5 separate regions of the Homo sapiens genome follow, and all the other regions are linked to region 3. A link is a contact called in ENCODE Hi-C or POLR2A ChIA-PET data. All regions are on one chromosome and are shown on one strand. The core of a region is the stretch at or near the end of the contact, and the rest is flanking DNA. Distances in the headings are between cores, read along the strand shown.

Evidence for each region. Hi-C counts contacts between places; a loop is a spot of excess contacts on that map. ChIA-PET counts read pairs that join two places held with the same protein, here RNA polymerase II (POLR2A). Pooled maps may share reads with other maps.
Region 1: a pooled map shows a loop between it and region 3 (4-fold over the local background). The contact joins the promoter of LDLR here to the promoter of TYK2 in region 3. A Hi-C loop is called at or near these places in 1 of 50 pooled maps. POLR2A ChIA-PET finds 5 or more read pairs at or near these places in 2 of 52 experiments (PC-9 and activated T-cell).
Region 2: a loop to region 3 is called in a pooled map, with 4 times the contacts of the local background. The contact joins the promoter of YIPF2 here to the promoter of TYK2 in region 3. A Hi-C loop is called at or near these places in 1 of 50 pooled maps. POLR2A ChIA-PET finds 5 or more read pairs at or near these places in 2 of 52 experiments (CD4-positive, alpha-beta T cell and Panc1).
Region 4: POLR2A ChIA-PET joins it to region 3 with 10 read pairs in activated B cell. The contact joins the enhancer-like site here to the promoter of TYK2 in region 3. POLR2A ChIA-PET finds 5 or more read pairs at or near these places in 3 of 52 experiments (WTC11, activated B cell and activated naive CD4-positive, alpha-beta T cell).
Region 5: a pooled map shows a loop between it and region 3 (5-fold over the local background). The contact joins the promoter of PIN1 here to the promoter of TYK2 in region 3. A Hi-C loop is called at or near these places in 7 of 50 pooled maps. POLR2A ChIA-PET finds 5 or more read pairs at or near these places in 2 of 52 experiments (CD4-positive, alpha-beta T cell and CD8-positive, alpha-beta memory T cell).

What each region holds. Positions count from the first base shown.
Region 1 is chr19:11,087,855-11,090,730 of GRCh38, forward strand. LDLR (low density lipoprotein receptor) reads left to right here and starts at 1,609. Exons shown (of 18, transcript NM_000527.5): 1 at 1,609-1,761. The coding sequence starts at 1,695. It overlaps LDLR-AS1 (LDLR antisense RNA 1), which reads right to left and starts at 1,805. Exons shown (of 1, transcript NR_163945.1): 1 at 1,214-1,805. RefSeq lists enhancers at 1,863-2,458, 2,459-2,876, 2,770-2,876 and a silencer at 2,440-2,699.
Region 2 is chr19:10,927,204-10,929,910 of GRCh38, forward strand. It overlaps YIPF2 (Yip1 domain family member 2), which reads right to left and starts at 1,436. Exons shown (of 10, transcript NM_001321439.2): 1 at 1,308-1,436; 2 at 1,177-1,237; 3 at 596-756; 4 at 427-513. The coding sequence starts at 1,207. TIMM29 (translocase of inner mitochondrial membrane 29) reads left to right here and starts at 1,608. Exons shown (of 2, transcript NM_138358.4): 1 at 1,608-1,713; 2 at 1,811-2,707. The coding sequence starts at 1,620. The coding sequence ends at 2,499. RefSeq lists enhancers at 67-769, 770-1,470 and silencers at 1,684-1,963, 2,004-2,053.
Region 3 is chr19:10,379,313-10,382,155 of GRCh38, forward strand. It overlaps TYK2 (tyrosine kinase 2), which reads right to left and starts at 1,260. Exons shown (of 25, transcript NM_003331.5): 1 at 1,068-1,260; 2 at 303-467. RefSeq lists enhancers at 1,158-1,317, 1,226-1,889.
Region 4 is chr19:11,136,377-11,139,192 of GRCh38, forward strand. No RefSeq gene overlaps it. Among named protein-coding and RNA genes, the nearest start is that of SPC24, 18 kb to the right of the region's middle. Within about 2 kb of position 1,531, at least 33 of the 41 ENCODE cell types and tissues checked have a DNase peak (open chromatin) inside an H3K27ac peak, as active enhancers do.
Region 5 is chr19:9,833,722-9,836,747 of GRCh38, forward strand. It overlaps PIN1 (peptidylprolyl cis/trans isomerase, NIMA-interacting 1), which reads left to right and starts at 1,597. Exons shown (of 4, transcript NM_006221.4): 1 at 1,597-1,681. The coding sequence starts at 1,624. It overlaps PIN1-DT (PIN1 divergent transcript), which reads right to left and starts at 1,294. Exons shown (of 2, transcript NR_183873.1): 1 at 1,143-1,294; 2 at 358-957. RefSeq lists silencers at 1,299-1,638, 1,669-1,888.

The DNA.
Region 1 (2,876 bases), core at 359-2,858, 710 kb after region 3:
CAGGCGTGAGCCACCATGCCCAGCCCGCTAATTATTTCAATTTGACCTTGACACTGAGCCTGCCAAGTAGGTTCAAGCATTTTGATGGCCCCTTTACAGGTTGGGAAAGCTAATTTATCTGTCCAAGGCCGAATTCTGAAACTGAGTCTTAACTGCCAAAAATTCTTATCATCAATTTCTTCTTCTGGGTTGGGCACAGTGGCTCATGCCTGTAAAGCCAGCAATTTGAGAGGCATCATGATGCAAGAGGAAGAGGATTGAGTGAAGCTAGGAGTTTGGGACCAGCCTGGGCAACATAGTGAGACCCCATCTATAAAAAAAAATTAAAAATTAGTTGGGCATGGTGGTGCACTCCTGTGGTCCTAGCTATTCAGGAGGCTGAGGTGGGAGGATTCCTTGAGCCCAGGGTTGACGCTGCAGAGAGCTGTGATCACGCCACTGCAGTCCAGCCTGAGTGACAGCTGGAAATAATGATAAATAAATAATAAATAATTATTTAAAAAATTATAATAAAAATAATTAAAAAATTATTTTCCCTGATTAATCTTTTTTTTTGTCCTTCTGAGAGTTCAATTTGTCCCTTTTCTGCCTGGTCTCCTAGGTTTCCCTAAAATCCTGCTGAGAGGTTAGCACTGCCTGCCAAAGTCAGTTTGCAAAATCCCAGAGAAATCCAGCTTATTCCTGGGGGAACCGCCAAGACTGCCCAGCCCTGTGTGGGGTTCAGGCAAGTTTCTCACATGTGCCTTTTTGGCAAGAGGCCTCTGGCAACCCCATGAGTCCCCAAAGAGACTCAATTCTAAAAGTTGGTCTCCACCAGCTCTCTGTGGCTTAGGGGTTCAAGTTCAACTGTGAAAGCCCTGTTTTGTTTTGATTTTGCTTTGAGGGAGAGGAAACCGCCCTTCTGTTTGTTCAACTCCTTCTCCTAAGGGGAGAAATCAATATTTACGTCCAGACTCCAGGTATCCGTACAATTGATTTTTCAGATGTTTATACTCAGCCAAAGGCGGGATCCCACAAAACAAAAAATATTTTTTTGGCTGTACTTTTGTGAAGATTTTATTTAAATTCCTGATTGATCAGTGTCTATTAGGTGATTTGGAATAACAATGTAAAAACAATATACAACGAAAGGAAGCTAAAAATCTATACACAATTCCTAGAAAGGAAAAGGCAAATATAGAAAGTGGCGGAAGTTCCCAACATTTTTAGTGTTTTCCTTTTGAGGCAGAGAGGACAATGGCATTAGGCTATTGGAGGATCTTGAAAGGCTGTTGTTATCCTTCTGTGGACAACAACAGCAAAATGTTAACAGTTAAACATCGAGAAATTTCAGGAGGATCTTTCAGAAGATGCGTTTCCAATTTTGAGGGGGCGTCAGCTCTTCACCGGAGACCCAAATACAACAAATCAAGTCGCCTGCCCTGGCGACACTTTCGAAGGACTGGAGTGGGAATCAGAGCTTCACGGGTTAAAAAGCCGATGTCACATCGGCCGTTCGAAACTCCTCCTCTTGCAGTGAGGTGAAGACATTTGAAAATCACCCCACTGCAAACTCCTCCCCCTGCTAGAAACCTCACATTGAAATGCTGTAAATGACGTGGGCCCCGAGTGCAATCGCGGGAAGCCAGGGTTTCCAGCTAGGACACAGCAGGTCGTGATCCGGGTCGGGACACTGCCTGGCAGAGGCTGCGAGCATGGGGCCCTGGGGCTGGAAATTGCGCTGGACCGTCGCCTTGCTCCTCGCCGCGGCGGGGACTGCAGGTAAGGCTTGCTCCAGGCGCCAGAATAGGTTGAGAGGGAGCCCCCGGGGGGCCCTTGGGAATTTATTTTTTTGGGTACAAATAATCACTCCATCCCTGGGAGACTTGTGGGGTAATGGCACGGGGTCCTTCCCAAACGGCTGGAGGGGGCGCTGGAGGGGGGCGCTGAGGGGAGCGCGAGGGTCGGGAGGAGTCTGAGGGATTTAAGGGAAACGGGGCACCGCTGTCCCCCAAGTCTCCACAGGGTGAGGGACCGCATCTTCTTTGAGACGGAGTCTAGCTCTGTCGCCCAGGATGGAGTGCAGTGGCACGATCTCAGCTCACTGCAACCTCCGCCTCCCGGGTTTAAGCGAGTCTCCTCTCTCAGCCTCCCGAATAGCTGGGATTACAGGCGCCCAACCACCACGCCCGCCTAATTTTTGTATTTTTAGTAGAGACGGGTTTTCACCATTTTGGCCAGGCTGGTCTCGAACCCCGACCTCAGGTGATCTGCCCAAAAGTGCTGGGATTACAGGCGTCAGCCACCGCGCCCGGCCGGGACCCTCTCTTCTAACTCGGAGCTGGGTGTGGGGACCTCCAGTCCTAAAACAAGGGATCACTCCCACCCCCGCCTTAAGTCCTTCTGGGGGCGAGGGCGACTGGAGACCCGGATGTCCAGCCTGGAGGTCACCGCGGGCTCAGGGGTCCCGATCCGCTTTGCGCGACCCCAGGGCGCCACTGCCATCCTGAGTTGGGTGCAGTCCCGGGATTCCGCCGCGTGCTCCGGGACGGGGGCCACCCCCTCCCGCCCCTGCCCCCGCCCCTTTGGCCCGCCCCCCGAATTCCATTGGGTGTAGTCCAACAGGCCACCCTCGAGCCACTCCCCTTGTCCAATGTGAGGCGGTGGAGGCGGAGGCGGGCGTCGGGAGGACGGGGCTTGTGTACGAGCGGGGCGGGGCTGGCGCGGAAGTCTGAGCCTCACCTTGTCCGGGGCGAGGCGGATGCAGGGGAGGCCTGGCGTTCCTCCGCGGTTCCTGTCACAAAGGCGACGACAAGTCCCGGGTCCCCGGAGCCGCCTCCGCGACATACACGAGTCGCCCTCCGTTATCCTGGGCCCTCCTGGCGAAGTCCCCGGTT
Region 2 (2,707 bases), core at 186-2,685, 550 kb after region 3:
TCCCCATGTTAGCCAGGCTGGTCTTGAACTCCTCAGGTTATCTGCCCACCTCGGCCCCCTTAAGTGCTGGGATTACAGGCAGGAGCCACTGCGCCCAGTCCATCTTTGGTCTTCTGCATATGCTGTTCCCTGTGCCTGGAACATATACTCCTGCTTCCCTACCCTATTCCCCAGGGAAGCCTTCTGTCTCCTTTAGGTCTCAGCCAATTCCTCACCTCCCCCAGGAGGCCTTTCTCTAACCCACCAGATTGTGTGTGTCCCCTGTGTTCCCATAGTCCCGATCCATAACCAGTCCCACCATAACCCTTTGAGAGCACCACAGTTCGTTCACCAGCACCCACCATCACCAGCACCCTGCCCAGGGGAAGAGTGGCTGAACCCTGAGCATAACTCTGAGCCCCATCCCACCTGCCTCCCCAGCCTGACCTGTGAGGTGTCCACGTCAAAGAAGCTCTGATAGTAGCTGAAGGTCCAGAATCCCGGCTGCTGCTGCTGCTGCTGCTCCTGCAGGAGCTGCACATTGCGGGCATTCAGTGCCTGCCCGGAGAGCCTGGGTCAGCTGGGGGCTGCAAGGAGGCAGGACACAGGGACTCACCGCGGCCTTGTCACTCTCCTCCTCCACCTCATCCTCGGCTCCATAGCTGCCACCTGAGCCCACGGCCACAGCCACGTGCCCTTGTGGGGTCAGCTGATCGCTTCTGCTGGTGGTGGCTGCATCTGGGGTGTCAGCCAGAAGATTAGTGGCCTCCTCGAATTCTGTGGAGGAGGTATATGGGACACACGCACGTTTGAGGGGTGGAAAGAACTCGACTGGGCCCAAGCTAAACCGATGCTCATCTGGGGGCGGAGGCTCTGCTGAGCCATTGATCTCCCCCAAGGTGGGGCCCAACTTCCTCAGTTTGGAGGCATCCGGAGGACATCTGTTCCCTTCCTCCTAAAGTGGAACTGCAACTTAGGGTTGACGCTGGGATGGGGTCAGGGTCTGGGGACGAGAGGCTCGGGTTTGAGGTCTGAGTTCAGGGCGGGGGCGGGGTTCGAGTCAGAGATGGGTCTCACTCCTGGGTCAGGGTTCACAGCCGCCTAGGCTTCGGGGTAGAGAAATTGGAAGCCGTATCGGGGGGAGGTTCTGGCCCGGGGCGGGAGTGGGAGATCCGGCCACGTCGGGGCCGCACTCACCATGGAAGGTCAGCTCGTCGGCCGATGCCATGGTCGTTCAGGGGCGTCTCCGCATCCCTCGCTGAGGACAGAGACCGGTCAGGCACACTTCCCCCCCGCCCCCGAGCCGGTCCCTCGGCCCCCAGCCCTACCTGGCGACCAACTGCACCCACGGAGGCTTGAACTCGTCGTCCCGTCCCCACAGGTGCGCTCCGCCCCCCCTCACCTGAGGCCACCTGGGCCGGCGTGGCTGGGGCTCTCTGCGCCTGCGCGTCTCGCCTACCCGTCAGACTCCAACCGACTCAGACCTGACAGCAACATCCGGCGCCTGTCCTCTTTCTATCCTCTCCCGTTGGGAAGCCACTTCCGGTAAAGTTGGCGCTTGCGCAGAAGAGACTCCCGGGCTCTTAACGTCGGGTATCAGGAGTTTCTTCCCGGAGCAAGGACCCCCAAGACGGAAGAGGATGGCCGCGGCGGCTCTGAGGAGATTTTGGTCCCGGCGCCGCGCAGAGGCGGGCGACGCGGTAGTGGCGAAGCCGGGAGTGTGGGCGCGGCTGGGTGAGTAGCGGCGGAAGGCGGCAGGGTGGGTGGCCGCCGCGACAGGGTGGGTGGCCGCCGCGGCCGGATCACTCTTACCGCGCTCCTCTCCCCTCAGGGTCCTGGGCCCGCGCGCTGCTCCGGGACTACGCCGAGGCCTGCAGGGACGCTTCGGCGGAGGCTAGGGCCCGGCCGGGGCGCGCCGCTGTGTATGTGGGTCTGCTGGGCGGCGCGGCGGCCTGCTTCACGCTGGCGCCCAGCGAGGGTGCCTTCGAGGAGGCGCTGCTGGAGGCGTCGGGGACCCTCCTGCTGCTGGCGCCGGCCACCCGCAACCGCGAGTCCGAAGCCTTCGTGCAGAGGCTGCTCTGGCTGCGGGGCCGTGGCCGCCTGCGCTACGTCAACCTGGGGCTCTGCTCGCTGGTGTACGAGGCGCCCTTCGACGCCCAGGCCAGCCTCTACCAGGCGCGTTGCCGCTACCTGCAGCCCCGCTGGACCGACTTCCCCGGCCGGGTCCTGGACGTGGGCTTCGTGGGTCGCTGGTGGGTGCTGGGGGCCTGGATGCGCGACTGCGACATCAACGACGACGAATTCCTGCACCTGCCGGCGCATTTGCGGGTGGTCGGGCCCCAGCAGCTGCATTCCGAGACCAACGAGCGGCTCTTCGATGAGAAGTACAAGCCTGTCGTGCTCACCGACGATCAGGTGGACCAGGCGCTGTGGGAGGAGCAGGTCTTGCAGAAGGAGAAGAAGGACAGGCTCGCCCTGAGCCAGGCCCACTCGCTGGTGCAGGCGGAGGCCCCGAGATGAAACCCTGAGGCCCCCGAGTCCTGGCAAACTGCTTGCCTGGGGTGGTGCAGTTCTGAGTGTGCCTCACCTGCAGAACAGCTGAGACAGATGATGTGCAAAGTGTTTTCTCACTGGATTTGCACAAGTTTGGGGAGCCTTTCTGCCCCCCGTCTTTGTTCTTTATTAGCTGAAGCTAATTCAGAGCCACCTGGGTCCGGGAGTTGGGGAC
Region 3 (2,843 bases), core at 10-2,509:
AGTGAGACCCTGACTCTAAAAATATAAATAAATAAATAAATAAATAAGTAATAAAAATATATAAAAAGGGCCAGGCGCGGTGGCTCATGACTGTAATCCCAGCACTTTGGGAGGCCAAGGCGGACAGATCACGAGGTCTGGAGATTGAGACCATCTTGACCAACATGGTGAAACCCCATCTCTACTAAAATACAATAAATAAATAAATAAATAAATAAATAAATAAATAAAAAGTAAAATAAAAATCTGCTCTTAACACACCTCCCCAAAATAACCAGACAGGCAGATGTGGTCAAACATACCTGAGGGTGAGTCCTGGAGCTCCCTGTGTCAACTCAAGCAAGCCACTTAGCAATTCTGGGCCTCAGTTTCCCCATCTGGAAAAGGGAGGTCCTCAGGGTGTTGCCATCAAAAGATGGTTGTAATGTTTCAATATAGTTCCGCATATTACACATTCAGCACAGACCCTGATTCAGGCACACACAAAAAGAACAAATATGACCAAAACAAGAATAACATAATTGTTATTAGTTTCATCGTGGTGATGGCCTCTTTCAGGCCACAATTCTCCTCTCCCACATTTACCCCCATGAGTGACCTCAGTCCCTGTTGACTCCCCAAAGCCTAGGAGAGTTTATGTCCAGCTCCATCCCCCCAATCCAGGGCCTGAGCCTCCTGAGGGCGCCAGTATGGAAGTGGAGGGGCTGTCACTTCCACCCATGTTGCTGGTTTCCTCATCTGGAAAATGGGCATGTAACAGTGTCTACCTCAAAAGGCTGCTGGGAGGATTTAACGCGAGGAGGCAGAGAAAGTGCCTGGTATACAGTAAGCGCTTAATTAGCCTTTGCCATTAATACCTATTCATGTTATAGATGAGATCCCGGGGATGGGGCTTTCGCGGAGCCTACTTCCTCCTTCCTCCTTTCTCGTCCCCACTGGACCCAGACCCAGCTTTGAAGACAGGGTCGGAGTGAAGTTTGCAACTGGGAAGGCTGCACGCCCCCATGTCCTCCCCCCAAAACCTCTAAACCCGGCCGGCAACGGCGGGAACTGGGATGTGCACCCACCGGGCATCGGAGCAGTCCCGAGGCACCAGGTGCTCCCATCCAAGTGCAGCCTGTCAAGCGCAGCCAGTCCCCGCGGCTTCTTCCTGAGGACCTCCGGCCGCGCTCCTTCCGCGCCCGCGTCCAGACTCACCCTTCCGGGGGAACACAAGCTCGAACCCGGACCCCTCCCCGCTCCCGCGGGTAGCTACTGCTTGTCCCCCGCCGAGACGCCTCCTCCCATTGGCCGCCTGAAACGCACACGCCCATTGGCAGCTGCTCTGTTCTCCCTGCTCGTCACCATTGGATTTTTTTTTTTTTGCCATGGTGGCGGCACTCTCATTGGTCCTGGGGCTCATTCGTCACTCAGCCGCGATTGGCTGAGTCGGCACCCAGATGCGCTGTCGCTTCTGCTATTGGCTGGCACTCGGTGGACGGAGACGGGGGAGGGGCTTGCGAGAGGCGGGAGGGAGAGCGAAGTGTGTGGGCAACGCGGCCGGATCCTGGAGTTCCCCTCCGTGCTGTGGAATTGGGTCAGGCGTGTACGGTCCTGACCCTAGGACACAGCTGCATGTCCTCACCTCGGTGTTCAAAGCTGCACCGGCCACCATTCAACCCTCCGACGCCCTGCCCTTTGGCTTCCCCGTTCCATCCGGTCCTGTCTCCTTTCCCTCGTTTCTACCTGGCCGACTCCATCCTGCTGACTAGAATTCCCCCTCCTTCACTCCTGGGAGGCATTCCTCGCCCACCTGCCCCAGTCCTCTTCCTGATCACCTGCAGCCCTGTCCTCTGAAGCTCCCTAGCGGTCAGGGTAGCAGCTTGGACATCCCGCCAGACGTGAATTCAAATCCCCACTCCGCAAGTCGTGCCCATTTGCTGAGAAGCCTACAGCCAGAGCGTTTCACATACATTATCTCATTTGATCCTAGCAGCAATTCCCTGTATGGCGGCTCTTATTATCCCCATTTCACAGAGGAAGAAACTCAGGCATGAAGAGGTAACAAAGACCGTCCTCTGACCCTTCTTCTGTGCCACACCATAACCACTCCTCGACTTTGTCTTTCACCTGCCCAGCCAAGTCTTAGCAAAGAAGCCTATTAAGTCATCCGCTCATCCTTGATGTCTGATCAACTTCCTCATCTTCCACTTTTTTTTTTTTTTTTTTTTAAGATGGAGTTTCGCTCTTGTCGCCCAGGCTGGAGTGCAATGCTGCGATCTCGGCTCACTGCAACCTCAGACTCCCGGATTCAAGCGATTCTCCTGCCTCAGCCTCCTGGGTAGCTGGGACAACAGGCGCCCGCCACCACGCCCGGCTAATTTTTGTATTTTTAGTAGAGATGGGATTTCACCATCTTGGCCAGGCTGGTCTCGAACTCCTGACCTCGTGATCCACCCTCCCAAAGCGCTGGGATTACAGGCGTGAGCCACCGCACCCGGCCCTTTTGTTGTTAATTTTTAAATTTTGTGGCTAATTTTTAAATTTTTGTAGAGATGGGGTCTGGCTATGTTGCCCAGGCTGGTCTTGAACTTCTGGCCTCAAGCAATCATCCTGCCTTGGCTTTCCAAAGTGCTGGGATTACAGATGTGAGCTAAGACACCCAGCTCCATGGAGTTGGTCTTAACTGCCATGGCCAAGGGACATGTGGCTGCTTCTCTCTGAGTCAGAAAATATGGGTAAAAAGCCTCCTCACAGGGCAGCTGTGGACATTCAGTATGAAAATGCTGAAAGAGATCGGGAATGGTCTCTTTCACACCTGTAATCCCAGCACTTTGGGAGGTGGAGGCGGGCGGATCACCTGA
Region 4 (2,816 bases), core at 281-2,780, 760 kb after region 3:
ACTTTGGGAGGCTGAGGCAGGCGGATCATGAGGTCAGGAGTTCGAGACCAGCCTGCCCAACATAGTGAAACCCTGTCTACTAAAAATACAAAAAAATTAGCCGGGTATGCTGGCAGGTGACTGCACCATAAAAAATGTTCAAGATTAAACAGGGGGACGGTGAGGTAACCCAGAAATAAGCAACAGCAGAAAGCGCCACCACCACAAAACCAGGAGAGGAAGATGTGGTTTCTGGAGCCTGGGAGCTGGTGAGAGCCAGAAACTCATAGGAGGGAAAGAAGTGCTGCAGACATGGTCCCCAGCAGAGCGAGGCGGGGAAGAGCCCAGCCTGTCCCCCGCTCCAGGCTCTATCTCCCACCAGTGCCTCCCACGGGCTGAGCCCAACAGGGACAGGCTGATGAAGCCCAGGCAATGGTGCCTTACTGGGTGGATCGAAGGAGGGACAGGGTTGGCCCAGGGGTGACACGACACTGGGGTGGTTAGGTCCACAAACGTGGCTCATGCCTGTAATCCCAGTACCTTGGGAAGCTGAGGCAGGAGGATTGCTTGAGCCCAGGAGTTCAAGAGCAGTCTGGGCAACATAGCAAGACCCCATCTCTAAAAAACGTTTTTAAATTTCTGGGCTCAGTGGCTCATGCCTATAATCCCAGCACTCTGGGAGGCCGAGGCAGGCGGATCACCTGAGGTCAGGAGTTCAAAACCAGCCTAGCCAAAATGGCAAAACCCCGCCTCTACTAAAAATACAAAAATTAGTTGGGTGTGGTGGCGCATGCCTGTAATCCCAGCTACTTGGGAGGCTGAGGCAGGAGAATCGCTTGAACTCGGGAGGCCGAGGTTGCACTGAGCCAAGATCGCACCACTGCACTCCAGCCTGACAGAGCGAGACACTGCGTCAAAAAAACAGACAACAACAACAGAAAAAGTTTTAAAATTACCAGCCGGATGCGATGGCGCACACCTGTAGTCCCAGATACTTGGAGGCTGAGGTGGGAAGATCTCTTGAGTCCAGCACTTTGGGAGGCCAAGGTGGGCGGATCACCTGAGGTTGGGGGTTTGAGACCAGCCTGACCAACATGGAGAAACCCCATCTCTACTAAAAATACAAAATTAGCTGGGTGTGGCGGCGCATGCCTGTAATCCCAGCTACGCGGGAGGCTGAGGTAGGAGAATTGCTTGAACCTGGGAGGAAGAGGTTGCGGTGAGCCGAGATTGCACCATTGCACTCCAGCCTGGGAAACTCTGTCTCAAAAAAACAAAACAAAACACAACAAAAACCCAAAAAGAGCAGACTGACCAGGCCGTCTGGGTTCATAACCTGGCTCTGCCACTGACTCGCTGGGTGACAGGCACCTCAGAGCCTCAGTTTCCCCACCTGACAATGGAGACAAAGCTAATCTCCCCCTCCCCAGGGGCTCTGGAAGTGGGGCAGGATGGGGCTGCGCAGGCGCTCGGAGACAAAGGCAGGGCCTGTCATCTTTCCTGCGTCCACGGGGTGGCACTTCCTTCCTGCCTTCCGCCTTTTGTTTTGGGACGCTTCCAAAACGCCCCTGGGAGGGAAAACTGAGCAGCCCACACAGGAAGCGTCCTGGAGCCTGCACACAGGCGCTCGATAATTGCTCGATTGACGAAATTGGTGCTCAACCAAGTGGCAAACAGGATAAGCGGGCTCAGATGGCCAGGAAAACGGGAGGGCCTGGGAGGTGGCGGCTCGAGGGTGCTGAGACTGAGACGGGAGGGTGGGCAGGACCGGGGTGCATCCCCAGGCAGGGGTGGGGACTGGGAGCACAGCATGGGTGGGGCATGGCCCAGAGGAGAGGCCAGAGGTGATGGAAGGTTCTGGTATTCGGCCTTGGCTGCTGCATTGGGAGCTTGTATCAGAGCTTTGAGGGTGACACAGACATGCAGACATTCAGTTTCCTGACAATCCATCGTTCTGCCCCGATGGTCGCCAAAGGGAGGGAGGGTTGACAGCCACCCATTTTACAGAGAGAAATAGGAGGCTCGGGTCACTGTGGCTGGATTCTGATCCTCGCCGGTTCCAGTTCTCTGGCTCAGAACGGGGCCCTGGTAAAATGCGCTGCTGGCTCCCTGGTCTATAGGCTCAGCACCCACCCACCCACCCACTTGTCCTGCAGGGCTGGGGGCAGCCTGCAGCTTGGGGAACGCCACCCCTGCAGGCTGGTGGTCCTGTCCTGTCTCCGCAGGCTCAACAGCTCTGGCCAGGACAGGGTGGAAGGTGGGAGGAATTTGTCCCACTCCCAGCAAGTCTGACACCCACAACTAGTGTCCCCTGCTGTCCCTCCCCTTCTCCTGTCCCCAGGCCGTTCCCCTTCCAGCAGCCCGAGGCATCCCAGACCACAGCTGTCTGCAGTGAGTCAGCCTGGAGCCTCTGGGCTGAGCCGCGGCTGCCAGAGGGAGGTGGGGAGAGGGGTGCAGGCTGCCCTGCCCTGCAGCTGGCCCTGGCCTAATCCCCTCCCCGCTCCCCAGTCTGGGGTCAGCACCCTCCTCCCTTGCAGGCAGTGATTTTCCGTGATGATGAAGGAATAAAAAAGCCACGGAGGGTTCTGAGTGGGAGTCCCTGGTCCCCATCACCCCACTGAGCATGGCCGCTGGGGTTTCCTGGCAACTTTCTGCTCCATCCGGAGCCGTCCCTCCCCTGGGCTGGGCTGCTCTGGGGCTGTTCCTGGGATGGGGAGCGGGGAGCTTGGGAGTAAATAGTGACATCAGCCACCTAGACAGGCGGGGCCACTGTGTCAAGGGGCCATGTCAGGTTCCCTTCTCCCAGAGCTGGGGCTTGTCTTGGAATTGGAAAATCC
Region 5 (3,026 bases), core at 347-2,846, 550 kb before region 3:
TAAAAAGTATCTTTTTAATATTATGCTAATACTTGTAAAAAATGTTCTATTAAAACTTAAACTTTTTTTGTTTTTTGAGATGGAGTCTCGCTCTGTCACCTACGCTGGAGTGCAGTGGTGCGATCTCGGCTCACTGCAACCTCCGCCTTCCAGGTTCAAGTAATTCTCCTGTCTCAACCACCCGAGTAGCTGGAATTAAAGGTGCCCACTATCACGCCTGGCTAATTTTTGTATTTTTAGTAAAGACAGGGTTTCACCATGTTGGCCAGGCTGGTCTCGAACTCCTGACTTCAGGTTATCCACCCACCTCGGCCTTCCAAAGTGCTGGGATTACAGGTGTGAGCCACCGAGCCTGGCTTGAGTGCTTTATGTGGATTAATTTATTTAATGTTCACATCAAACAGAAGGATGTAATTGCTTATCCCCGCTTTGCAGATTGGGAAACCGAAGTACAGAGTAACGTTAAGTAATCAGTTCAAGGTCGCATAGCAAGTGTCAGTCCCAGGCTTTAAACCCAAGTCTGGCTCCAGACTTCTCTTAGCCTTCTACTGCATCCTGCGTCTAATTTGTTGTGGGCAGGTTTCCCTATGAGTTCACTTCACTGAGCCTCATTCTTTTTAACGGTCACATAGGGTTCTATGCTAGGTGAACTGTAGTTGCACCCTTTGCTGTCAGTGTCTTCAACTCCCATATCTACCCACAGTTCCCCAACTCTGGGTCCCCAAATACCTCCCCTGTGTCCCACGGGCTCTGCAGACTCTATTTTAAGTTGGCTAAAACTGAGCCCATCTCCTCCCACCTGCACCTCCTCCGTGTTCTTATATGAATGTCAATGTCGGCACCCACTGGTCACCCAGGATGGAGGAAGGAGCCAGACTGCGAGGGAATAAAGGAAGTAAGCAGGTTCCAAAGGACGTGGAAGGCCTTTGGGTCCAGAGCCTAGGGAAAAGTTGAGCCCTGCAAAAAATAAAAGAGGCTGGGTTAGCTTTGGACATCTGTGGGAAACAGGTGGGAAGAGGGAGGATGGAGGAGCCAAATTTAAGCATCGGGTACTTAGGTGCTCATCTCCAAGGCAACTGCATTGCTATGGCAACAGCAGAGGCAGCACCGCCCCGCCCAAGTACCTCCTGGACCGCCGTTACCTCTGCACCAGCCAGACTCTTCCGCATGGGAGGGCTGGGGGCTTGCGGACCTCCGGGAACAGCTCAGGCAGGCGGGAGTTGCTGCGGCATTAGCCAATCCATAAGCTCTATCCCGCCTGGGTGGGCTCTGCGGCGACGCGCGCCAAGAAGGGGTCGGGAGTTTTTTGGCGCTCGCTAAAGGGCGTTGAGAAGGGCGGGCCCGCGTCGCTTCGGACCACTCAGGAGCCGAGGAGAGCGAGTGGGCGGGGCCAGGCTGAGGCTGGCCGGGGGCGGGGCGCAGGGATAACGTGGGAGGGTCCGCCCAGCCTTTCTTCTACCCAATAGAAGGCCAGAAAGCCAATCCGGACCGTTAGGGAGCCCAATGGGCGTCGCCGCCAGGCCCCGTTGCAGAGCGCGTCTAGCCAATAGGCAGCGGCGGCGGGCGGGCGCGGGCGACAGGCGGCGCAGCTGAGGCGGAGCAGGCGCTGCGGCAGGAGGGAAGATGGCGGACGAGGAGAAGCTGCCGCCCGGCTGGGAGAAGCGCATGAGCCGCAGCTCAGGTGCCGCGGGGGTCGGGGCTGGGGCGGGACTGCGCGGGCCCGCGTAAGCAGGGCTCGAGCTCGCCCCTTGGGCGCGGCGGCAGCGCTGCCTCCCTCCCATGGGGTCCTGGCTCTTCCGCGTCGTCCCCGGGGTAACGGCCCCGGCCCGCCCTGTTGTGGGGACTGCGAGCCTCAGGAGCCGCCGGGAAGCCTGAGGAAGCTGAGGCAGGGGGCTGGGCGGGTGAGGGTCCGGGGAGTCCGGGGCGATGGCCCTGGCCCTGCCGGCCCGGCTGATACCTCTCGGCCTAATGCACCTGACACCCCGGGGGACGTCTCTGCACCTTGCTGGGCCCGGGGGCACCCCTGGGAGGGAGACACCCCAGTACCCTGCAAAGGGCGTAGGGTGTTGCCCGGCCTCGGGTCCACAACCTACCCCTGCTAACACCCCTACTGTGTACACCTAATGCTGAGTCTGCGACATCGCCCGTGACATTCTGCCAGACGATGGCCCCTGTGCTTAGGCCCGATTTAAGGGTTAGCCACAATGATAATATTGCCAGTAACAGGGCATGTTTTTCTCTGTGTCAAGCGCTTTAAGTTCTCTCTGAATTGCCGCAACTCTGGGAGCCAGGTAGTTATTACTTCCACCTTACCAGCAAGGAAACTGAGGTCAGAAAACTGAAGGAACTCGTCCAAGATCATTCATTTCAGGGGCCGGGGGTTGGATTAGGACCTAGGCAGTTTGCCTACAAATCCCCCTCCCCGTGTCACTGCAAACTCCTGAGGAGCAGGCCCAGCATCTGTGGGCAGGTCCCGAGTCACTCTGCTGCCTCTAGAGCCCATAGCAATCGCATTTGCAATAATAATTCTCCTTGGTTGAGTGCCAGGTTCTGGTGAACTGTTTGGATACATGGACTCTCCTCATTAACCCCATGAGGTTTGATCTCCTTATTCTCTATTCCCCATTTTTCAGATGAGAAAACTGAGGTGCAGGGAGATTAGAGCCCATTGCCAAGGTTTTAGAGTGAGTCAGTAGCTCAGCTGCATTTGCACCTGGAACCCGCGCTCTCGCCCACCCTGCTCTAGCCCTGGCCTGTGGCTGGGACCTCCAGCATAAACCGGATGCTCTGCCCAGCTCTGGGCCCATTTCTGCTGTTTCTGCTCAGTTCAACCCTGATGGCTTCCTTTATGGGTGACACTCCATGTCACCCAGGCGAACTGTCAGCCTTTGGAGTGGCACCCAGTAGGGTCTTTACTTCCAGTTTCTTGTTCACAGTCTTCACTCCTTCATACCCCTCACTCCCTGGGTAACATCGGGCCACCAGTAATGCTGGTTCCTAGCTCTGCAACACCATGCACGGTGTAG